Regions from separate parts of the Homo sapiens genome. Here region 2 is linked to region 1. A link is an interaction called in ENCODE POLR2A ChIA-PET data of the cell type or tissue named here. Cell type or tissue: CD4-positive, alpha-beta T cell. All regions are shown on one strand. Each heading gives the region's core, and the rest is flanking DNA. Links, peaks and the distances in the headings are about the cores only. Region 1 has its middle 8.5 kb from the start of RECK. Region 2 has its middle 8.3 kb from the start of SPATA31G1.

Evidence for each region. Peaks named below come from ENCODE experiments on the same cell type or tissue, not always from the same donor. Only the 100,000 strongest peaks of a DNase experiment are listed, where the experiment ranks them.
Region 2: POLR2A ChIA-PET joins it to region 1 with 5 read pairs; 1 of 35 experiments calls an interaction of 5 or more read pairs at or near these places.

The regions. Positions count from the first base shown.
Region 1 is chr9:36,022,196-36,034,587 of GRCh38, reverse strand. No RefSeq gene overlaps it. Among named protein-coding and RNA genes, the nearest start is that of RECK, 8.5 kb to the left of the region's middle. In CD4-positive, alpha-beta T cell, for the core only: no CTCF peak of the experiment used is centred there; a DNase peak (open chromatin) is centred at 4,627.
Region 2 is chr9:35,027,740-35,040,131 of GRCh38, reverse strand. No RefSeq gene overlaps it. Among named protein-coding and RNA genes, the nearest start is that of SPATA31G1, 8.3 kb to the left of the region's middle. In CD4-positive, alpha-beta T cell, for the core only: no CTCF peak of the experiment used is centred there; a DNase peak (open chromatin) is centred at 3,671; H3K4me3 peaks cover 953 bases.

The DNA of each region.
Region 1 (12,392 bases), core at 1,476-9,475:
GAGGCAAAGTAGACCTTATTTTTTAGAGCCGTTTTAAGTTGACAGCAAAACTGAGTGGAAAGTACAGAAGGTAGACAGTCCCTGCCCCCACATATGTAAACCTCCCCCCACTGTCAGCATCCTGCACCAGAATGGTACATTTGTTACAATTGATGAGCCTACATTGACACATCATCAACCAAAGTCCATAGTTCACATTAGGATTCACTCTTGGTGTTGTACATTCTGTGGGTTTAGACGAAGGTGTAATAACATGTATCTACTCTTATTTTTTTTATTTTTTAAGATGTAGCTATCAGAAAACTTAAAATTACACGTGTGAGCCCAAAGTGAACCACAAATGTAATTATGTTTTTCCTGAGACAGGGTGTCCTTCTGTTGCCCAGGATGGAGAGCAGTGGCACAGTCCTGGGGCACTGCAGCCTTGAACTCCTGGCCTGCAGTGATCCTCCCACCTCAGCTGCCTGAATAGCTGGAACTACAGGTGCATGCCATCATGCCCAGCTAATTATTTTATTTTATTTTTTGTAGAGATGTGGTCTTGCTATGTTTCCCATTCTGTTCTCAAACTCCTGGACTCAAGCAATGCTCCCGCCTCGGCCTCTCAAGCTGTTGAGACTACAGGCATGAGCCACCATGCCCAGCCCCAATATGCAATTTTAAGCACTGTAAGAGTAGTGTAATTATCTTTCATTCTAAAAAAAGGTTAATGCTTAGAGATGAGTACGATATTTTAAAGAATGTTACTCACCAATGATTTTGTTTTGAGCCAAAAAACCATGGTTCTCAAGGTCTTGCACCTTTCCTCCTCTTCTTCTATCTCTGACTTCAGTTCCTACTGTTTCTGTCGTGTCCAGCCATCACCTCCAGCCAATCTTGCTCAGGGCCTTTCCCTAACTGCTCCATGTAACTCCTGCCTCAGGACCTCTGTGCTTGGAGTTCTTTCTGCTTGGAATTAATTTCTCCCAGATAGTTGTACACTCTCCCTTTTCTTTTTTAGGTCTTAACTCAAACGGCCTTCCTTAATTGCCCTTCTTAAAATTAAAACTCAACCCCACCTCTGAACTTCTTCTCCCCTTTCACACTTTATATTTTCAAAAGCCATGATTACCTTCTACCATATTAATAGGTTCTAATATATAATATTATAAAATATACTACTTACTTTCCCAAAGTGTTGCTTGTTTATTATTTGTTTCCTTACTTCATGAGGGCAGATATTTTTGTCTGAGACTACAGACTATCCTTATTTCTTTTATACATACACACACACACACACACACAAACTTTTTTTTTTTTTTAAATGAGACAGGGTCTTGCTCTGTCACCCAGGCTGGAGTGCAGTGGCATGATCACAGTTCACTGAAGCCTCAACCTCCCAGGTTTAAGTGATCCTCTCGCCTCAGCCTCTTGAGTAGCTGGGACAACAGGTGTGTGCCACCATGCCCAGCTAATTTTTTTGATTTTTTGTAGAGACGAGGTCTCACTATGTTGCCCAGGCTGGTCTCGAACTCCTGGGCTCAAGTGATCTTTCTGTCTCGGCCTTCCAAAGTGCTGGGATTGTAGCTGTGAGCCACCATTCCTGGCCAAATATCCTCATTTCTTAATTGCTTCCTGCAGCAGAGCCTGAATCTGTTTCAGAAAGAGAAACTTTTAAAATTAAGAATATGGCAGATGTTTAAGTAGTTTTAATTAAATAGGAGTATTGTTTTTTAGAACTTTTGCATAGTAAATTTCTAAAGCCAATCTTTAATGGAAATACTTTTTCTGACTTTGTTTAGCCTGAACATATTTGATCATGATTAATTGACCTAGCTTAATAAGGAAGAGGTCCATTTTGAGTTAGTTAACTAAGACTTTATGGCATCTGATTTCATATGTGTACAGTAGGACAATTTTGTGAAATATTAATGTATTTTCTGTTCCCAGTAATTCCTTCATTAGAACTAAAACATGAGGGCAAGGCATTCACATCTTCAGAGATGATCATTAGAGTAGAAAAATAGTCAAAGAGGACAACTCCTAGCTTTTGGTTTTAAAAAACATACACTTAAAATTTCAGGCAGAGACAATGGCTTTAAAGAGAAAAAGCCTTTGAAATATCAGAACGTGGTCTATTTTATAGCTGAGAGCATAAAATATTTGTATGAAGAACAGACATGGAAGAATACTATGATTAGTCAGACACAGTCCCTCCTACCCCCTCAGTCCCCAGCAATTTGATTCACTCTGATGTGGAAGGAGGAGAGCCACTGGAGGAAAAGAAGGCGTCTCTGGTCTCCTTCTTCTGATGCAGTGGGGTGGGACATAGAATCCCCAGAAAGGCTTGAGACTACGAGATAAGAGGGGATCTGATTCTCCTTGCTGTGTGGAGCTCAGGAAATGACAGACCTCATAAAATTCATCTGCACTTAACACGATGTAGGTATAGAGTAGAAATGGCTGCAAATGTGTCCTGTTTCATGCTCCACACAGAAGAGCAGCCAAATGTTTTTTTGCCCCTCAAGAGATGCAAGGTAGGAGACAGCTGAGAGCCTGAAGCGACCTCAAGATTGGAATGAGGAGGCTGTATCTGTTATTTGAATCATCTGTACAAATGGATACCAGATGAGAATGCAGATGTCAACAGGGATTGATGATGATGACTGAGGACCACATGTCCTGTCTTCTTCTCCAGTCCCAGTTGCTGGCTTTGGCTCTATATAGACCTCTCAAAGCTGGGGAGGGGTTTGTGAGAGGCCTTGACTAAACTGAGATCCCACTGAACTTACTGAGATTTAGTTTTAGTCATTCGGCAGGAAGGGGATATGCAGAGTCAACTAACTGTCCATTGAAGATTTGATCACCCCTTCTAGAAGTGGTTGCTTGAAAGCAACTACCAGCCAGAGACATTTTCCAATTGCTAGTGTGTCATGTTCACTGTTAATTTAATAACTGGGAGTAAGGCCTTGGAGAACGAAGGGTCCCTGTGCCTCGGAGCAGAATTGGCATATCTAACATCCACACTGATGCCTACAGTAAGATCTAAGAGGAGGAAGAAAAGCCCTACTCCTAGGCATCCAACACCCACGTTATGAAATTCAGCATTGAGACCTCAGCCTATGATGCTGGTACAATATCCTGCCAGCCTCCAATAAGCCCTCTAAAGACGTAAGCCTGTGAATATAAAATTTCCACCCCCCCATTCTTTACTCTCTTTGGCAGTTTATTTTAGTAATTTTTGAACTTAAAACTATTATTTTTTATTTTTTAACTATAGAATCATTCCTTTCCCAAAAAAATCTTAGAGTTCTGCTATATAAACAAGAAAAAAGTTGTGTTGTATTGCTACACTTATTTTATAAGTTCAAATTTATAGCAATTATGTAGTTCAAAGTCAGTGAATGAGAGTTCAAAGACAGTGAATGAGAATTCAAAGACAGTGAGTAAGATTTTGATAAATATAAAAACTTGAATTCTGGAATTATGGATGACTGTTGCAGTCACACATGTTCCAGCTTCCGATTTATTTAACGCATTTTCTTTTTGTTGCCTGCTATAGAGAAAATCCTGATTCATAGAGATGAGTACCTTGCCAAGGGTCACCGTTTTTGAAATAACTTAACTTGCAATCCCACACAACTCTTTATTTAAATTAAGATGGTATCCTGAAAATGAAGCACTGAGAAATTTCTGTTTAAATATTGGTTCATGAAAACTTATGTCCACATAAAAACTTGCACATGGATATTTATAGCAGCTTTAGTCCTAATTGCCAAAACTTGGAAGCAACCAAGATGTCCTTTAGTAGGTGAATGGAGGAAAAAAAGACAACAACTTTGGTGCATCCAGACTGTGGAATATTATTCAGTGCTAAAAAGAAATGAGCTATTAAGTCATGAAAAGACATGAAGGAACTTTAAATGCATACTACTATGTGAAAGAAGCCAATCTGAAAAGGCTCCATACTTTATGATTACAAATATATGACATTCTGGAAAAGGTAAAACAATAAAGACGGTAAAATGATTAGTGTTTGCCTGGGGTTGGGGGAAGGGAAGGATGAAAGGCAGAGCACAGAGGATTTTTTAGGGCAGTGAAACTAATCTGCATGATACTGCAATGGTAGATACATGTCATTATACACTTGTCAAAACCCATAGAATGTATTCTATGGGTACACCATAGAGTAATGTATACACCAAGAGTAAACCCCAATGCAAATGACGGATTTTGGGTGATGATGTGTTGATGTAGGTTAACCAATTGAGACAAATGTACTACTCTGGTTGATAGTGGGGGAGGTTGTGCATATGTGAGGACAGAGGATGTGTGGGAGCCCACTGTACTTTCCACTCAAGTGTGAACCAGAGTGTGCTAAAAAAGTTTATTAATTTAAAAAATGTTAGATGTTAAAAATCTGAAAAAACTGATTCACTAATATGACAGCTGCTCAAATTTCTTATCACACATTGAAAAGAACCAAAGATGTAGCAACCAAGACTTATGTTTAATCTCGATGCTATTTATAAGGTAGTAGCAACCAAAATTTGTGGTTAATCCTCATACTATTTATAATGCACATTATTTTTGTGTGACATGTTCTCTTGTTATTGTGCAATTGGCTATGATGCCATAAAAAGAACATGCACCAAGCAGATGATTCATAGCCTTGCCCAACACTTAATTGAGAACAGCACATATTTGTACTTCTTTGTATAATTTTACATGAGCTATGTGCATAGGCTTGGATTAAAGAAAGATCATTCCACATCTGAATCTATTCTAGTAATAAACAGAGAAAAGAGAAAAGATAAGTGCAGAGCCACACTTTTTTCGAATCAAGGACATTTAAAGAAGATTGCACAGAGATGGCAGGAAAATAATTATTCCAAGTTCTAATCAAAAGTGAGTCAATTCGACAGGACACATGTTAATGTGGTAGTAGCTTCTAGCATGTCAAAAATTGAAAAACAGAACACATTCGTGTATGTCCACTGTCTTGCATATTAAAAGTTATTTAGAATAGCTATATTTTTAAAGAAACTCAAATTAACTACTTGTGGGATGTGACGGACCTCCACTGGGGAAAAATTAGATTCTTGTTTAATCAGGTTATATTATTCCAGAGTTTTGTATAATGTATGTTTCAACATATCTATTTTAATTCTGATACCTTCTTTCTCTCCCAGAATAATGAATCACACTCTCTTCTACAGCTGGTATAAATATGTCATTGTGTTCTTTTTTAGCTTTTTGTAATCATAACAGCATTTGTTGTTTAATCCAGCTGAAGTTTATGGAAGTATATGGTGTGATTTATGGATCAAAGGCAACCTTCATTCAATTGAATGTTGTTGCTGTTCCACTATTTATTAAAACATGATTCCTTCTTTAAGCTATTAATTTTGGTCTGATGTATATGGATTAAATTCTTACAGTTTGGATTCATTTTTCTGGTATCATGAATATGAATGATTTGCAAAACAAAAATCCAATGGTGTATAGTTCAATAATTGTTACCCCGCATATAAGTTCAAATCTGGTAGGAAGAATCTGACATTGTGATCTTCAAAAGATCCTTGTATTGTTCCATTATTCTTCACTAGCAATTTACAGTGTTCAGCAGAGTCTTTTGGATAATTTAAAACACCAAATAACTGTGTTTATAAGGCCAGATTTCCTATCAGCCCTACTTCAAACATAGTGGAATTTGAATCTTTGGGGACAAAGCCCAGCAATATGTATATTAAATAAGTTTTTTTTGTTTTTGTTTTTGTTTTTGTTTTTGAGACAGAGTCTTGCTCTGTCACCCAGGCTGGAGTGCAGTGGTGTGATCTCTGCTCACTACAACCTCTGCCTCTTGGGTTCAAGCGATTTTTCTGCTTCAGCCTCCTGAGTAGCCGGGATTACAGGCATACACCATCACATTTGGCTAATTTTTTTTTTTTTTTTTTTTTTTTTTTTTAGTAGAAATGAGGTTTCACCATGTTGGGCAGGCTGGTCTCGAACTCCTGACCTTAAGTGATCTGCCCACCTTGGCCTCCCAAAGTGCTAGGATTACAGGTGTGAGTCACCACACCCGGCCATATTAAAGAAGTTCTTTTGTTTGTTACAATTTGAGAGCTTCTACTTTAGGAATAAAGGTCACTTTTATTGTATTTCTTTCCCCAAATCCCTAGCCAATCCCCCTGCTTTCCTTTATACTCTTATACTAGTCTTGATTGGATGCAGTGGCTCACACCTGTAATCCATACTTGGGAAGGTCCATGCGGGAGGATTGCTTGAGGTCAGGAGTTTGAGACCAGCCTGGGCAATATAGCAAGACCCCTAACTCTACCAAATATATATATATATATATATATATATATATGCCTAACTCTACCAAATCTATCTATCTATCTATCTATCTATCTATCTATCTATCTATCTATCATCTATCTATCTATCTATCTATCTATCTATCTATCTATCTATCCCAGGCATGGTGGTGTGTGTGCCTGTGGTCTTAGCTGAGGGAGGCTGAGGCCAGAGGATAGCTTGAGCCTCAGGAGTTCAAGGTTGCAGTGAGCTGTGATGGTACCACTGTACTCCATCCAGGCTGGGCAACGCAACAAGATTCTGTCTCTAAAAAAAAAATAAATGAAAACAAAAAGAAAACAGTCTTATACTTTTATTCTTGACTTGATCTGTCATGTCTGGAATTATGATTATTCTCAATTATTTGATATTTGTAATTATTATGAATACAATAGTATTCCTTGTTTTTTTTTTTGTTCTTAGTTTGTGTTGTTGCTTGTTGAACACAGGAATGTATATGTAGGTATGTGGGAATACAATCGATTTTGGGGAACTTATTTCTATTTTCTAACTTTTCTGAACTCATATTACTGCTAACAGTTTTCTGGTTAATTTTTAGAAATACTGTAATGGGTTTTCTGCAAAAATTGACCCATATTTCTTTCTCTGCTATATTTACGTCTCTTATTTTGCACTTGACCACATTTTTATATCTATTTGCACTTGGCTACATTTTAGAACTATTTGAAATGAGAATTAGGGTGGGGACAGTGTATAAACTAAAGAAAATTACTAGTTCAGTCAGCTAAAAAATTACACATAACAATTCAGATAAGAATGAGAACTGAAGAAAGAAGTTGCTTCTTTTTTAAAAAAATTGACTTTACTGAGGTATAATTTGCACACAATAAAATGTACCCATTCTAGGCCGGGCACGGTGGCTCACGCCTGTAATCCCGCACTTTGGGAGGCCGAGCGGGGAGGATCATGACGTCAGGAGTTGGAGACCATCCTGGCTAACGCGGTAAAACCCCGTCTCTACTAAAAGATACAAAAAATTAGCCGGGCGTGGTGGCGGGCGCCTGTAGTCCCAGCTACTCAGGAGGCTGAGGCAGGAAAATGGAACCAGGAGGCGGAGCTTGCAGTGAGCTGAGATCACGCCACTGCACTCCAGCCTGGGTGACAGAGCTAGACTCCATTTCAAAAAACAAAAAAAGGTACCCATTCTAAGATTCAGTTCCATGAGTCTTAAGAAATGTATGCTCTTGTGTAACTACCATCACAAAATCAAGATATAAAATATTCCCACCACTCCCCAAAGCTTCTTCATGCCCTTGCAATCAACCCCGCACCTCACCAGGCTCCAGGCAACAACTGGTATGATTTTTGTCACCATATATTAGCTATGACTTTTCTAGAATTCCAATCATACACCATGTACTCTTTTGTGTCTGGCCTCTTTCACTTAGTATAATGTTTCTGAGATAATCCTATGTCTTAGCATTTTTTGGGTATTTTGTTCCTTTTTACTGCTGGGTAGTATTTCATTGTATGGATGTACCTCAATTTGTTTATCTTTTGACTTATTGATGAATATTTGGGTTATTTTCAATGTGGGGCTATTATGAATAAAGATTCTATGAGCATTTGTGTACATGTCTTTGTATGGATGTATATTTTTATTTCTTTTATGTAAACACTCATGTCTCAAGATGTATTCGAGTCATCTTAATTTATGTAGATGACCGAGTGAAAATACATAGAGGCCAATGCCTTTGAAAGAAGATTTTTATTATTTACATTTCCCAAGAGGAGAGGTCACACCATTCCATGCTGGGGTCATGTGGGGAAGCACCAAGGTTTTTTCAGGAGGCAGAAGCAAGAGTGAGGGGAGAGCCTAGGCCAGAGACTCTATTACAGTTTCCTTGGGAAAGGCAGGGCAGGGGTGGGTAGACAGCATAGGATTGAAAAATATGTGGGCTCTGGGCTATGAGGGTGGTCTCTGGTTGTCCGATACATGGCCCTGGGTGGTTTAGGGCAGGGAAATATTGGTTGGTATGTGAGTTAGATAAGGAGGTGGTTCAGAGTATAGGCTCTGGATCTCAGAGGAGATGTAAACAACTTTGGTTGTTAGTTTGGCCCTGAAATTAACGGATGTCAAATAGACAAATGCAGAATCTAAGAAAATACAAAACTCAAGACTTGAACTATTGTCACAAGGAAGTGTATGTTTAACTTTATAAGAAACCAGTAGCTGTTTTCCAAAGGATTGTACCATATTACATTCTCATCAGCAATGTATGTGAGTTCTAGTTGCTACATGTCTTCCATAACACTTGGTATTGTCAGTCTTTAAAATTTTAGACATTCCAATGAGTGTAGGGTGAAATCTCATTGTGGTTTTAATTTGATTTTCCATAGTGACTAATGACGTTGAACAATTTTCATGTGCTTCTTGGACATCTATAAATCTTTTGTGAAACTCCTTTGTGAAGCATCTGTTCAAATCTTTCCCACATTTTCGGGGACTGCCTTCTTATTGCATTGTGAGAGTTCTTTACATATTATGGATACAAGTCCTTTATCAGATATATGCATTGCAACTATTGTCTGTCAATCTGTTGCTTACCCATTCATTTTCTTAATGGTATTGTCCGAAGAGCATAAGTTTTAAACTTTGGTGAAGTCCAATTTGGCACTTATTTCCTTTAGGGTTCATGCTTTTTTGCATCTTAAGAAACTTTTGCCTATTCTGAGGTCACAAAGATTTTCTCCTGTGTTTTCTTCTAGACTTTCCGTAGTTCTAGCTTAAGCATTTATGTCTATGATTGATTTCAAATGAAGTTTTGTGAATGGTGTGAAGTAAAGGTCAAGGTTCATTTCTTCCCCCGTATGACTATCCAGTTGCTCCAGAAACATCAACGCCCAACTGGCTTGGGCCTGCTTTGACACTGCTGATACAATGGACCCCTGAAGATGTGGCTAATATTCCCATTTGTTCTAAATCTTTCCATTCAATGGCCTTGACCCATTAAATGGAAAGATTTAGTAATGGGGTCACTTCATCACTCACCATGGTGATCCTGCTGACAACATGATCAGATAATATGTCCAACCACCCCTGTATCCTTCTAATGGGGACAGGAATTCTGGACCCCTTTCATGTGCCATCGGGGCTGAGAGTGTCTTGGAATTGGTGGTCTGTTGCAGGCCCAGTCCTTCTGGGCTTGTAGCATCCATAAGATGTTGGTCATTCTGGAGAAGTAAAGAACCATAAATATTCATGGATTCGCCCTTAACAAATATGGACTTTCTATCAGAGGTTTTATTTTCTCAACATCACCCACAACCTCTAGCTTGGGCACCAGCCCAGGATGGAGAAGGTGTTAAATTCCTCCCTATCCAATCAATAGAATCTTACACTAGTTCTATCTTTTCTGATTATCCTCTTCAATCTGACCAAGCTTCTAGCTAAGAAAGCACTCCATTTCTCCCTAAGGACATTGGAAACCTTAATTATTATATCGTGAATTCTCTTGCCTATACCTTTTAGTAAAGATAAAGGTAAACCCAAACTGCTGATAACCCCCAATTTTGCTCTTAATCTATAAAAGAGAAATTCTGGATTTTTAAAAACTCTCTTTTCTCTCAGAAAGCCTAATTTTTTTGAGATGAGGTCTCACTCTGTTGCCCAGGCTGGAGTGCAGTGGTGCAATCAAGGCTCACTCTGTGCAGCTTTGAACTCCTGGGCTCAAGTGGTCCTGCCCCAGCCTTCCAAGTAGCTGGGACCACAGGTGTGTGCTGTCACACCCAGCTAGTTTTAAATTTTTTTGTAGAGATGGGGTCTCACCATGTTTCCCAGGCTGGTCTGAAACTCTTGGCCTCAGGTGATCCTCCTGCCTTGGCCTCCCAAAATGCTGGGATTACAGGTGTGAGCCACCATGCCTGGCCAGAAAGCCTAATTTTTAAGATTATTGTCTAATTTGACACTCTAAGAGAAAAACAAACGTTTCATTCTAGGGAGTCTTTGTTCATCTCCATGAATTAATGAAACTATTGATTGAATAGGGGGAGCAAATGGGCAACTTGATTTTGGGAATATAAAACCACACTGGTCAAGGGTATCTCTTCTGGCAGCATGAACAATTAGATTCTCTGAGTATTCTCGTCTTGCTGAGTGTGAAACACAACTGAGCATGCTGAATAAAATGTAAAAACATTTTTTTAAAAGGTACTGATGAGCTTTCCAGAAACTAAGGGATACTCAAAGGCCAAAAATTAAGTGAAATCTGCAACCCAGAGACTTAAAAGCATTGACATTTTAGGCTTTTGCTATGAGGGAATTTGCCGGGCTGATGAACACCTCACAGGCTTGCTGATGCCCAAGGGCTTGGCTCACAGTAGGAGACTTGCGCGAGGACGTCTTCCTACCCTGCCTCTTCCTTCAGCCCTCCTGCCCTGGTCCCACATCTTCTAGGGCTTTGCTCCTCAAAGCGTGGCCTGCAGAGTTCAGCAGCATAGACATTACCTGGAAATCTGTTAGAGATGTAGAATGTCAGACCCTACCTCAGACTCACCGAATCCTTATCCACATTCTCAGATAACTCATGAAAACATTCAAGTTTGAGAAGCACCTATCTCAGGAGCTTGCAGAAATTTCAATTGTCAGCTTCAGCAATGTCCACCAGGTGGCAGGTTTGCAGCAGGCACAGGTAGCTAGAGCTGCAACCAGCCACCCAATTCTGTAAGTGGCACTGGAAGTTAGGAACAATTGCTCACGAACTGTGGAGGGAATGAATGGAGGGGCGACCCCAGAGGAGACCCCTAATCAAAGAGTGGCGGGTGGTGGGGTGCGAGCCATGAGTTCCCCCTCTCTGGCAGTCCCCAGTTGTATTGGCTAGTGACAGGGACGGGCTATACGCTCTCATTTTACAGACAAAGAAATCAAGGCCCAGAGAAGGAAGGAGACTTAGCCAAGTGCTCAGCAGCGGGAAATAGTGTTAGGGCTGGACTTGGAAGGCAGGTGTCAGGCTGCCTGGCCTGGGCTGAAAGCACTCTGTGGTCTATGCTGACCTGAGCGGCTGCCTCTCCACTCCCTCCCCTCAGATGCTCTTTGAACAGCTATCTTGTTTTCTCTGGAAGTGCTAGAAGCTGCTGTTATAATAATTCAATTCGGATGGCCAGTGGTATTTCCACATGATATAGTTTGGATACTTTCCTCACCCAAAACTCATATTGAATTGTAATCCCCAGTGCTGGAGCTGGGGCCTGGTGGGAGGTGTTTGGATCACGGGCAGATTCCTCATGGCTTGGTGCTGTCTTTGTGATAGTGAGTTCTCCCAAGATTCAGTTGTTGTAAAGTGTGGCACCTCCTGCCTGCTCTCTCTCTCTTTCTCTCTCTTTATCTTTCTCTCTCTTTCACTCACTCCTGCTTTGGCCATGTGAAGTGCCTGCTCCCACTTCACCTTCTGCCATGAGTAAAAGATCCCTGAGGCCTCCCCAGAAGTTAAGCAGATGCTGGAGCCATGTTTGTATAGTCTGCAGAACCATGAGCCAGTTAAACTTCTTTTCTTTATAAATTACCCAGTCTCAGGTATTTCTTTATAGCAGTACAAGAATGGCCTAATACACCACAATACTCAAGGTCCTGTGGCTAGAATCACTGCCTTGGAAGGTCAACTTTGAAAGGACCTCAAAGCCATGCAGTCTAAAACTAGCTTCTAGCAGGGGAGAGAAACAGCTAAGGTCCACGGAGGGGCTCCGACGGCCAGCCCCCACCCCAACCCCCACTGCCATGTCTTGTCATTAGTTCATTTGGGTTTTTTGTTTGCTTTTTTGTTGCTTTGTTTCTTTGGTTGCAATTATGCCTACTCTCATGTCAGAAAGGATTTGTGGTAACCCAAAAATGTATTCAAGGCCAAAAAATTAAAAATAGATAGGTAAGGAAATGGGGCAATGGGAAATTAAAAGTAGAAATGTGGGGGCACTTTCCCTCTAGGTCCTTTGATAGAAGCTTCCATTACTTGTGACACAACAGGGGACACTCAGTTTACTTGTTCGTCCTAGTCCCATGGTTCATGGCCTGGACCTTGGGAAAGTCCCTTCTTTCCTCT
Region 2 (12,392 bases), core at 273-8,272, 990 kb after region 1:
TGTAGTGTAGGGAGTGAGAGAAGGACAATCCAGGCAGTAGGAACAGCCTGTGTAAATGTGCTAGGGCAGAGAAACTATGCCCCATTATGGAAATTGAAGGTATTTCAGTGTGGCTGTAGTTTTGGATGGAGGTTGGGGAAGTGGTAGGAGATGAACCTAGAAAGACAAGATCACAAAGTCCCTGAACACCAGGCTAAGAAGTTGGAACTCTGTCACTTTTCAATGTGAAACCATTGAAAAGTTTTAAACAGGGAAGTGACAAGATGAAGTTTGTGTCTCGGAAATAACATTCTAGTGAGGGTAAAGACACAAAAGGCAAGAGGTTAGGTGAGTCTTGCTTTAGTTAAATAAAAACTAAAGTGAGGCCTGAACCATGTCAGTGATGGTGGGCATGGGAAATATGGATTCAAGTAGAACTCCAGAGATAAAATTGATTAGACTTGTTTACCAATAGGATAGGTTGGGGGAGAGAGGAAATTGAGGGTGACTCCAAGATTTCTGACTTGGGAAACTGGATGTTTGTTGGTGCAATTTCACTGAGATAAGAAACAAAGACCTGGGAACCAAGTTATGGTGGTTGGGGGGCGGTGATGGGTTCCATTTTAGATATTTGAATTTGAGGTTCTGGTGTCACCTCAAGGTAAAGCTAGGCAAGGGACAGATACATGGATCTGAAGCTTGGGAGAGCAGTCTATGGGGGGGATGTAGATTTGACCTCTAGCAGCATATATGTAGCAGCTGAAACCATTGAAGGGCATAAAGATGACCTACTTATGTGTAACATTTGGCCCAGACAGTGCTTTTTAACTGTGACCAACGGTGGTTTTTTTTGTTTTGTTTTGTTTTTTTTGAGATGGAGTCTCGCTCTATTGCCCAGGCTGGAGTGCAGTGGCGCGATCTTGGCTCACTGCAAGCTCCGCCTCCTGGGTTCATGCCATTTTCCTGCCTCAGCCTCCTGAGTAGCTGGGACTACAGGTGCCTGCCACCGCACCTGGCTGATTTTTTGTATTTTTAGTAGAGACGGGGTTTCACTGTGTTAGCCAGGATGGTCTCAATCTCCTGACCTCGTGATCTGCCTGCCTCAGCCTCCCAAAGTGCTGTGATTACAGGTGTGAGCCACCGCGCCCGGCAGCCAACGGTGTTTTTTTTTAAAAAAAAACTTTAATGAGTAGCCAATATTGTAAATCAGTAGATCGTACATAATATTTCCAACTTAAAATCTGGCAACACTGGACTTATATTCCCACAAAGTAAAGGCTATTTGGAGCTAAGTAGCAATTGCTCCCTTTGGAATGAACTTGTGCTCTCCAGTTCACTGCAGTTCTCACCCTGTTCTTAGAGTAAATGCCAAGACTGGGTATGGTGACTACTCACACCTGTAATCCCAGCACTTTGGAAGGCCAAGGCAAGAGGATTGCTTGAGACCAGGAGTTCAAGGCTGCAGTGAGCTATGATCATGCCACTGCACTCCAGTCAGGGCAACAGAGTGAAATCATGTCTCTTAAAGAAAAAAAAAAAAAAAGTTTATTGCCAAGACTAAGGGCTCGTTGCTGTTGATCATTGTGCCTATGATTTTGTTTTCTTCCACTTGTTTATTTTTACTAATTTATATTATCTGCGTGGTATTTGAATTTGCAACCACTAGTTGAAGAAGGTAAATTGAGTCCTGATGGAAGACAGAGAAGGTAATACTCAACACTTATTCTGTGCTTGTTTATTTACATTATGGCAAGATAATTTACCAGTTTCTGTCTCCTACTCCTTGCCAGATGGGATGACTAGTAGGATAAAAAGATAACTTGGCTTAATTTTCTTCCAGGAATACTGGATTTCTTGTCTCATGTGATTGCTTGTTTGTTTTTTTGGGACAGGGTCTCACTTTGTCACCCAGGGTGGAATGCAGTGGCATGATCTCAGCCCACTGCATGCTTGACCCCCCAGGCTCAAGTGATTCTCCCATCTCAGCCTCCCAAGTAGCTGGGACTGCAGGCACACACACACCACACCTGGCTAATTTTTGTATTTTTTTGTAGAGACAGTGTTTTGCAATGTTGCCCAGGCTGGTCTCGAACTCCTGGGCTTAATCGATCCACCTGCCTTGGCCTCCCAGTGTTGAGATTACAAGCATGAGCCACCACACCTGTCCTGTCTCATGGGATTGTTAGTGGCTTTGTGTTTCCAAACCAAAAAAAAAAAACCACCCAGCTAAATTAAATTCCCCTCCACACAGAACCTGGATAAAGTTGTAGAACAGTGGGGCAATCTCAGCTCATTGCAAACTTCACCCACCAGGTTCAAGCGATTCTCCTGCTTCAGCCTCCCAAGTATCTGGGATTACAGGTGCCTGCCAACATGCCTGGCTAATTTTTGTATTTTTATTAGAGATGGCATTTCACCATGTTGTCCAGGCTGGTCTCGAACTTCTGACCTCAGGTGATCCGCCCACCTCAGCCTCCCAGAGTGCTGGGATTATAGGCGTGAGGACACCATGCCTGGCCATGACTTCTGATAGGGAGTGCTGATTTAATGGCTTTGGAACTAAGCATCTAGCACTCTGTCTTGGGAGCTGCAGAGATCTGGTGTGCATACTTGGCAGAGATGCTATGAATCTGCCTGCCTTTGAATGGACCATATGGATTTAGACAATGGTCATCCCAGGAGCAACCATGACAGACTGAAGACCAGAGTCTCTTTTTTTTTTTCTCTCTTTCTTTATTTTATTTTTGTATTTTTTAGAAATGGGGTCTTTCTATGTTGCCCAGGCTGGTCTCCAACTCCTGGGCTCAAGTGATCCTCCCGCCTCAGCCTCCCAAAGTTCAGGGATTACAGGCCTGAGCCACTACACCTGGCCCAGAGGCTCTTTTCTAAGTTTTTTTTTTTTTTGTCAATGTACAACATGCTAAAGAGGGAAATGGGCCCCAATAAATGGTTGATGTTGGTTGTCTTTCCACCCTAGTAAATGGGGTTTTGAGCCCGAGTTAATTTAATTTAGAAAAATTAAATAATGTGTTGTTTTTTTTTTTGCTCCTCAGTGATGTGGAACACATTTATACTCTAACATTTATTATCTCATTTAATCTTTTTTCTTCTTTCTTTTTTTTTTTTTTCTGGCTTAAACAACAAGCATTTATTTCTCATAATTCTGGAGGCTGGGAAGTCCAAGATCACGGCCTCCTCAACTTCTTTTCCCCTCCACCCCCAGCAGCCAGCAGGTCTCAGAGGAACCAGAAGACATCAGATGGTAACTTTTTATCATTAAAAACCATTACATCCGATCTGCTTCTGTCCTGCTACTGTGGCTGGTGCCCCACTGGAGACCTCCCTTGACTCCCAAGCCGGGATGAGTGCCCTTATCACTGCTTCCCCAACCCCCACACAGCGCTTTCCACACTACGTTGTAACTTGTGGCTTAAATATGTCCTTTCAGACGGCAGGAACCTGGTACCCAGTTTACTGCTCTAACGTCAGCAACTGGCGCTTAGTATCTGGTTAGGACTCAGCAGTGAATGAACAAACTGTGAGCGTGGTTTTGGAGAGGCCCAGCCCAGTCTGCTCAGGGACGGAGCCTATCTTGGGGCAGGGCCGTCAGTGGGCGCTCTCAGGCTTCCTAGCAGCGGCCTCCCCGGGTATCTCCTCAGGAGGCTGAAGGCGCCTTAGCTTCCTTGATATGAGAGCTGAGCATTTAAGCTCACAACCGAGATTCGGGCGGAGCGCCCAAGAGGCATTTCCGCTGCAGGACCCGCCCCACCTCCCGGGCTTTCGGGCTTGTGGGACCCGCGCCGCCTCTCCAGCGTCCTGGTGGAGCATCGACGCGCAGCCACAGCCTCCATCGGAACTCGCGGGTTCTTCCTCGCCACCCTCCCCTCTGCCTTTCCCTTCTGCTATTCCTCTCTCCTGTTCCGCCCTCTCCGTAGGGATGTAGTGTTAAGGGCCCGGCAGCAACCCAGCTCCAGTTGCCACCTGGAGTTGGACCGGTCTCATCGAGTGTCTGAGAGGCCCAGCGTCCTGGCAGTGGCAGGACTGGTCAGTACAGTGAGATCTCACGGAGCCGCCCTTCCGTGAGGGGCTTGTGGGGCCGACGTCCGCTGGAGGGATAATGCCCACGGTCCTGGGGGAATTGTTTCCCAGGGGATGAGGGAGTTGTGAGGCCGCAGTGCCCCTGGTGGGCTGGTGGGAATGGGAAGTAGGAGCCCCGAAAAGTCGCATGGGTCAGAGTGTCAGCGGCCAGAGGTGAGATCGAGTCCCGAGGGGCAGAAGCTGAACCTGCCCTGCCGGCCCAGGATGGCATCTCGGAGGCCGAGCCATGGTGAGGCTTCTGGCAGACAGGAGAGACTGCAGGCTTCTAGAAGGCAGGAGCCTCTACAGCAGCTGCCTTCACATCTAGGTATTGGCACATGACTGCGTTTTGTGAGGGGCTCCTGTATGTCAGGTCCTGTGTTTGATAGGAACTCTAGCTATGTCCTGATAGAGGTGATAGGAAATGTTGTTTGTTTTAAAGTTTTCTCCGTTATTATAATATTATATAGTGAATTTGGAAAATGTGGAAAGGTAGAAGGAAGAATTTCATCAACCTCAAGTTTCTATATTTGCTGTTTCTATAGCAATTTGATGTATTTATTTCCAGACCTTGTTACTCTTTTTTTTTTTTTTTTTTTTTTTTTTAAAGACGGAGTCTCTCTATTGCCCAGGATGGAGTGCAATGGTGCAATCTCGGCTCACTGCAACCTCTGCCTCCCGCGTTCAAGTGATTCTCCTGCTGCGGCCTCCCTAATAGCTGGGCGCGCCATCACGCCTGGCTAGTTTTTTTGTATTTTTAGTAGAGATGGGGTTTCACCATATTGGCCAGGCTGGTCTCGAACTCCTGACCTTATGATCTGCCCGCCTCAGCCTCCCACAGTGTTGGGATTACAGACGTGAGCCACTGTGCTCGGACTTTGTTACTCATATTTTTATATTGTTTAAATCATATGTAGTGTTTATTTTATTTTATTTTATTTTATTTTTGGGACAGAGTCTTGCTCTGTCGCCAAGGCTGGAGTGCAGTGGCGCGATCTTGGCTCACTGCAACCTCCGTCGCCAGGGTTCAAGCGATTCTCCTGCTTCAGCCTCCCAAGTAGCTGGGATTACAGGCGCCCACCACCTTGCATGGCTAATTTTTTTTTTTTTTTTTTTTTTGCTGCTGTGCAGTAGCACGATCTCAGCTTACTGCAACCTCCGCCTCCCTGGTTCAAGCGATTCTCCTGCCTCAGCCTCCTGAGTAGCTGGGATTACAGGCGTGCATCACCACACCCGGCTAATTTTTGTATTTTTAGTAGAGACGGGGTTTCATCATGTTGGTCAGGCTGGTCTTGAACTCCCGACCTCATGATCTGCCCGCCTCGGCCTCCCAAAGTGCTGGGATTACAGGCATGAGCCACCGTGCCTGGCAACACCTGGCTAATTTTTGTATTTTTAGTAGAGATGAGGTTTCACCATCTTGGCCAGGCTGGTCTCAAACTCTTGACCTCGTGATCCACCTGCCTCAGCCTCCCAAAGTGTTGGGAGGCCAGCCCGTAGTGTTTTTTAAAGGTAGGAAAGCAGTTAACATTTTATTATAAACCTTTTCTACACTCTGTAAACTTCCTAACCATTTTTTTTTTTTTTTTTTTTGAGGCAGAGTCTTGCTCTGTTGCCCAGGGCGGAGTGCAATGGCTCAATTCTGGCTCACTGCAACCTTCGCCTCCCAGGTTCAAGCAATTCTCCTGCCTCAGCCTCCTGAGTAGCTGGTATTACAGGCATGCACCACCAAGCCTGGATAATTTTTTTCTTTGTTTGTTTTTTAGATGGAGTCTTGCTCTTGTCACCCAGGCTGGAGTGCAGTGGCATGATCTCAGCTCACTGCAACCTCTGCCTCCTGGGTTCAAACAACTTTCCTGTCTCTGCCTCCCAAGTAGCTGGGATTACAGGTGTCCGCCACAATGCCCGGCTAATTTTTGTATTTTTAGTAGAGACGGGGTTTTGCCATATTGTGCAGGCTGGTCTCGAACTCCTGACCTCAGGTGATCCAACTGCTTTGGCCTCCCAAAGTGCTGGGATTACAGGCTTGAGTCACCGCACCCAGCCTAATTTTTATATTTTTAGTAGAGACGGGGTTTTCCATGTTAGCCAGGCTGGTCTCAAACTCCTGGGCTCAAGCAATCAGCACACCTCGGCCTCCCTAAGTGCTGGGATTACAGGTGTGAGCCACTGGCGCCTGGCCTAAACATCATTTTTAATGACTATGATATTTTTCCAAAGTGGATATACTGTAATAATTAACCATTCTATTTTTTTTTACTTTTAGATGGTTTCCAATTTTTGATACTGTAAGACTTGCTTAATATCTATACATAATTATATTTTGCTTATGAGCATTTTTTAAAAACCTATAAAACTTGTCATGAATTTCAGATTATTTCCTAACCCTGAATTCCACACTTGGATCATTGTGCTTCTGTCTCTCCTTAGGTGAATTAGCCACTTTTGTAGTTAATTATTTCAGCATTGACTTCTCATATGAGCTTCAATCTCATAAATCCAGTTGCTTGATAAGCATCTCCAAGCTTGATTCGCCATAAGTACTCAGACCTAACATCTTCATTATTTAGGGCATTATCATCTGTCCCAATGTGGTCTTCCTGTTGTATTCCCCAAATCAATTAATATCACCTAGTCACCCAAGCAAGAAACACAGGAGCCATTCTATGCTGCTTCCCCTTCATCCTTCCCAAAAGTAATCACCAGCTTTTGCTAATTTTAGCTGCAGTTTCTCAAATCTGCCTCTCCTCCCACCCTTACAGACACCCTGGTAGTTCAGACGCTCATCATTTCTCCTGTAACCTGTGCAGCAGTTGATCTGTAGCTGATCCTAGCTGATCTCTGTTCCTCCAGCTTTGCCCATCTTAAATCCTTTTCCCTCACTACTAACAAAGCAGTCTACATAAAACAAAACTGATCATGTTATTCCCCTCCTTAAAGTCCTTCAGTGAGGCCATACTTCCTACGTATGGTATACAAAGCCCTCTATCTCCTGATATGCTACTTCTTCAGCTTCTCTTGCTCTTTCCTGCTCTGCATTTATTACTCTAGTAACAGAGGACACTTGAAGTTTTCCCTGAGTCCCCCATGCTGTTCAGTGTGTCCATGTCTTTGCTTATGATTTTGATTTCTTGGTATGGAATGCCCTACCACTTTTTTCCACCTAATTCTTTTTTTTCCTTCATATCCTGATGGCATTATATCTTGACTAATTATTTTTATTTTTATTTTTTTTGAGATGGAGTCTCACTCTGTTGCCTGACCTGGAATGCAGTGGTGCGATCACTGCAAGCTCCGCCTCCCGGGTTCACGCCATTCTCCTGACTCAGTCTCCCAAGTAGCTGGGACGACAGGCGCCCATCACCACGCCCGGCTAATTTTTTTTTGTATTTTTAATAGAGACGGGGTTTCACCATGTTAGCCAGGCTGGTCTCGATCTCCTGACTTTGTGATCCGCCCACCTCAGCCTCCCAAAGTGCTGGGATTACAGGTGTGAGTCACCGCACCCGGCCTATCTTGACTAATTCTTAATTGTCCTTCTAGCCCAACTCAAGCATCATATCCTCAGGGAACTTACCCTGAAGGTCCAGGTTGACCTAAATGTCCCTTCTTTCTGCTTTACATACTGCTTATCTCTGCCTTTCAGTTAAAACACTTTAAACGTATTTACTTCATATACTATTTTTTTAATTTTAATATCTGCAGTCTGTGTATGTCTTACATTTCAGTTTGTAGTCTCTCTTGACTCTGCTCATGGTTGTCTGTTTCCTTGTATGTTTGATATTTTATTAGGAATTCATATTTGGTTAAACTTCAACTTTGGGAATCCTGAGAGGTCTGGGTTGAGATGATTTGTCTTGGTTTCTTCTGCGTGCTAGGGAACACTATCTTTTATTTATTTATTTATTTATTTATTTTTAATTTTTATTTTTTGAGACAGAGTCTCCCTCTGTCTCCCAGGCTAGAGTGCGGTGGTGCTATCTCGGCTCACTGCAGCCTCTGCCTCCTGAGTTCAAGCAATTCTCCTGCCTCAGCCTCCTGAGTTGCTGGGATTACAGGTGCCTGCCACCACATCCAGCTAATTTTTGTATTTTTAGTAGAGACAGCGTTTCACTCTGTTGCCCAAGCTGGTCTCGAATTCCTGACCTCAAGTGATCTGCCCACCTCGGCCTCCCGAAGTATAGGGATTACAGGCGTGGGCCACTGTGCCCAGCTGGGAACACTATCAACCTAGGACTGTATTTCTACTTATTTCTTGAATTGGGGTTTATCAGACTCTGAGTATGGTGTACATTCAAATGCTGGAACTGCATGAGACTAGGGCTATGATTATAAATGATTAGGGAAAATGATTAATGTTATTAGTCCTTTCCACCCCATTTTGCCATTTTTGTCTATTTCTCAAATGTTTCTCTCCTCCCTATTCTTACTATTACCAGGGACAGACTGGTTTTCTTGTTGGTTCACGTTACCAGTATGCAGATTTTTCTCTTCACCTCATCAACAGGTGATATAGCCCTTTTGGGTGCTTGGCTTTAAGTACAGTTCTTAGATTCAGCTCCTCTACTTTGTCAAGTCTAAATACTATTCCTCAGTGATGCTGATAACCAGCAAAGTTTTAGTTTCTATGTTGGGCATATTTTTGGGGCAGCCCTGTAAGGATGTGCTCCATGGTACAATGACTTCATGCGTGCAGGTCTTAAGTGGATCCTAAGATAGGATCTTGGATCCTGAAGATAGTTCAGAATATTTGCAGGAGAGCAGAGTCCCTCAACACCCATTCCTCAGTCACCTTCCCTTCTCAGGTGTCTGTGGGTCAAATGTTTCCTTTGTAGTTGAGCTAATCTGGAGAGCACTGCTAAAATGTTAGAGTCTAAGTAAGCTCTGTACCCAGGGGATAAAATGTTACTGGACAGAGCATACATGTATCTGTTAGAGTGAGATTCTTTGCTCTTTTCAGTAAAGGACTACTGACTCAAAATCAATTGAAGATCACATACAGGAAAACTTTGAGGTTTTTTTTTTTTTCTTCCTCAAATCATGGGAGAGATTTTCAAAGAAGAAAAAATAGAAAATATTTTAATGCACTTTAAAAATACAGGTTTGTCTGCACCATCTGTCAGGTAAAAAAAAATGAATTTTAGGGAAAGAGCACAGATGTTTATTAATTCAATGTAGAAAGTATATTACTGGCTGGGCCAGGTGTGGTGGCTCACACCTGTAATCCCAGCATTTTGGGAGGCCAAGGTGGATGGATCATGAGGTCATGAGTTCAAGACCAGTCTGGCCAGGATGGTGAAATCCCATCTCTACTAAAAATACAAAAATTAGCTGGGTGCGGTTGTGGGTGCCTGTAATCCCAGCTACTCGGGAGGCTGAGTCAGGAGAATTGCTTGAACCTGGGAAGTGGAAGTTGCAGTGAGCCAAGACTGTGCCATTACACTCCAGCCTGAGCGACAGAGCAAGACTCCGTCTCAAAAAAAAAAAAAAAAAATTATATTATTGGCTGGGAGCAGTGGCTCACACCTATAGTCCCAGCACTCTGAGAGGCTCAGGCAGAGGATTGCTTGAGGCCAGGAGTTTGTTACCAGCCTGGGCAACATAGTGAGACCCTGTATCTACAAAAAAAATTAAAAGATTATCCAGGTGTGGTAGTGTGTGCCTGTAGTTCAGCTACTCAGGGGGCTGAGGTGGGAGGTGACATAGCAAGACCCTGTCAAAGAAAAAAAGAGAGAGGAAGGAAGGAAGGATCATATTAATTTATTTATAATGAATGTCTGCCTTAGTTTATTTAGTGTTGCTATAAGGAATACCTGAGGCTGGGTATTTATAAGGAAAAGAGGTTTATTTGGCTCATGGTTCTGCAGCATCTGCTTCTGGTGAAAGCTTCAGGCTGCTTCCACTGTGGTGGAAGATGAAGTGGAGCTGGCATGTGCAGAGATCACATGGTGAGAGAGGAAGCAACGGGGGAAGTGAGGTGCCAAGCTCTTTTTAATAACCAGCTCTCACTGAACTAATAGAGTAAGTTGTGTTACTTCAAGGATGGCACCAAGCCATTGGTGAAGGATCTGCCTCCAGGATCCAAACAGTTACCATTAAGCCCCACCTCCAACACTGGGGATCAAATTTCAACATGAGGTTTGGGTAAAGGATGTTCCAGTAAAGGACTGCTGACTAAAAATCAATTGAGGATCACAAACAGCGACAGATTTGGATGTTTGGGACAAAGAAGCATGCTGCCCCTGGCCTTCCAAATCTCATGTCCTTCCATACAAAATATAATCATTCCATCCCAATAGTCTCCAAAAGTCTTAACTTGTTCTAGCATCAACTTATAAGTCCAAAGTCTCACCTGAGACTTAAGTCAAGTTCCTTAAAGCTATGAGCCTTTAAAATAAAAATCAAGTTATTTACATACAAGATATAATGGTTGTACAGGCACTGGGTAAACATGTTCCCATTCCAAAAGGGAGAAATTGGCCCAAGAAAGGCGTAACAGGCCCAGGCATAGTGGCTGAACAACTGTAATCACAACACTTTGGGAGGCTGAGGTGGGAGGATCGCTTGAGGCAAGGAGTTGGAGACATGCCTGGGCAACATAATGAGACAGGTCTCTACAAACATTTTAAAAATTAGCTGGGTGTGGTGGTGTGCGCCTGTAGTCTCAGCTACTTAGGAGAATGAGGTGGGAGGATTGCTTGAGCTCAGGAATTTGATGATGTAGTAAGCTATAATGGTGCCACTGGACTCCAGCCTGGGAGACAGAATGAACTATGATCGTGCTACTGCACCTATATATATAGGTGTGTGTGTGTAATGGACCTTATGCAAATCCAGAACCCAGCAGAGCAGACATTAAATCTTAAAGTTCCAAAACAATCTCCTTTGACTTCATGATCTGCATCCTAGGCACACTGGTGTGAGGGATGGACCTCAAAGGCCTCAGGCAGCCTCACTCCCATGGCTTTGCTCAGTCCATGTGGCTGTTCTCATGGGTTAGGTTGAATGCCTACAGCTTTTCCAGGCTGAGGTTGCACACTGCCAGTGGCTCTATAATTCTGGGGTCTGGAGGACAATGGCCCTGCTTCCACAGCTCCACTGGGCATTGCTCTAATACAGGTCTCTATGGGGGCTGCAATCTCACATTCCTGATTGTCATTACCTTAGCAGAGGCTCTCTGTGGTAGCTCTGCCCCTTCAGCAGGCTTCTGCCTGGACACCTAGGCTTTCTGATGCATCCTCTGAAATCTAGGTGGAAGCCACCAAGAGTTCTCCACCACTCTTGCATTCTGGGTGCCTGCAGACTTAACAACATGTGATAGCTGATAAGACTTATGGCTTGTGCACTCCAGAGCAGCATCCTGAGTGGCACCTGAGGTTCTTTGAGCTGTGGCTGGAGCCAGAGTGGCTGGGATGTGGGAGCAGCATCTCTAGGCAGCACAGGGCACAGAGCCCTGAGCCTGTCCTCCAAAAACCATTCTGTCCTCCTGGACCTCTTAGCTTGTGATGGGAGAGACTACCTATCTTCTGAAGTGCCTTTGGGGACTTTTCCCCATTGCCTTAACTATCAGCATGATTAACTTTTAGTCATGCTCTCTTGCAAGTCATCTCTCTTGCAAATGGTTGCTCCACAGCACCCTTGGATTCCTCTCCTGAAAATGCTTTTTCCTTTTCTATTACATGGCCAGACTACAAATTTTTCAAATTTTTATATCTGCATCCCTTTAAATTATAAATTCCACCTTTAGATCTGTGAAAGGTAAATAAATGTCAGACCTCAAAATCACTAATCCAAGGGGAAAGTCAAGCTAGGAACTGTGTCAGGAAAACCTGCCTCTCATTTTGTTTGTAAAGAAGATAGCTACAAAGATTAAAAAAAAAAAAAAAAGCTACATACCTCCCTCACAATTTTCCCACAGCAATTTTTTGTGGGCCTCAAGATCTTTACTCTAAAACAGTTCTGTTGAATTTCACCCGGGCAATGTAAACTGATAGCTTCTTTTCACAGGTGTGGGACAGGAAGTCATCCCTCTGAGACAAATGCATATCTGATTGCTTCCTCAGCCCTATTGTTTATGTAAAAATGCAGATTCACTGAGCCAGACTAAATTGTGTATTCAGTGAAAGGCTGATCAAGGATTCAAAATAATGAAATCTTTTGTTTCTTATCTACCTATGACCTGGAAGCCCCTGCTCCCCCAACTTCAAGTTGTCCTGGCTTTCCAGACTGAACCAATGTACATCTTACACATATTGATTGATGTCTCGTGTCTCCCTAAAATGTATAAAATCAAGCTGTACCCCAACTGCCTTGGGTACATGTCATCAAGTCTTTCT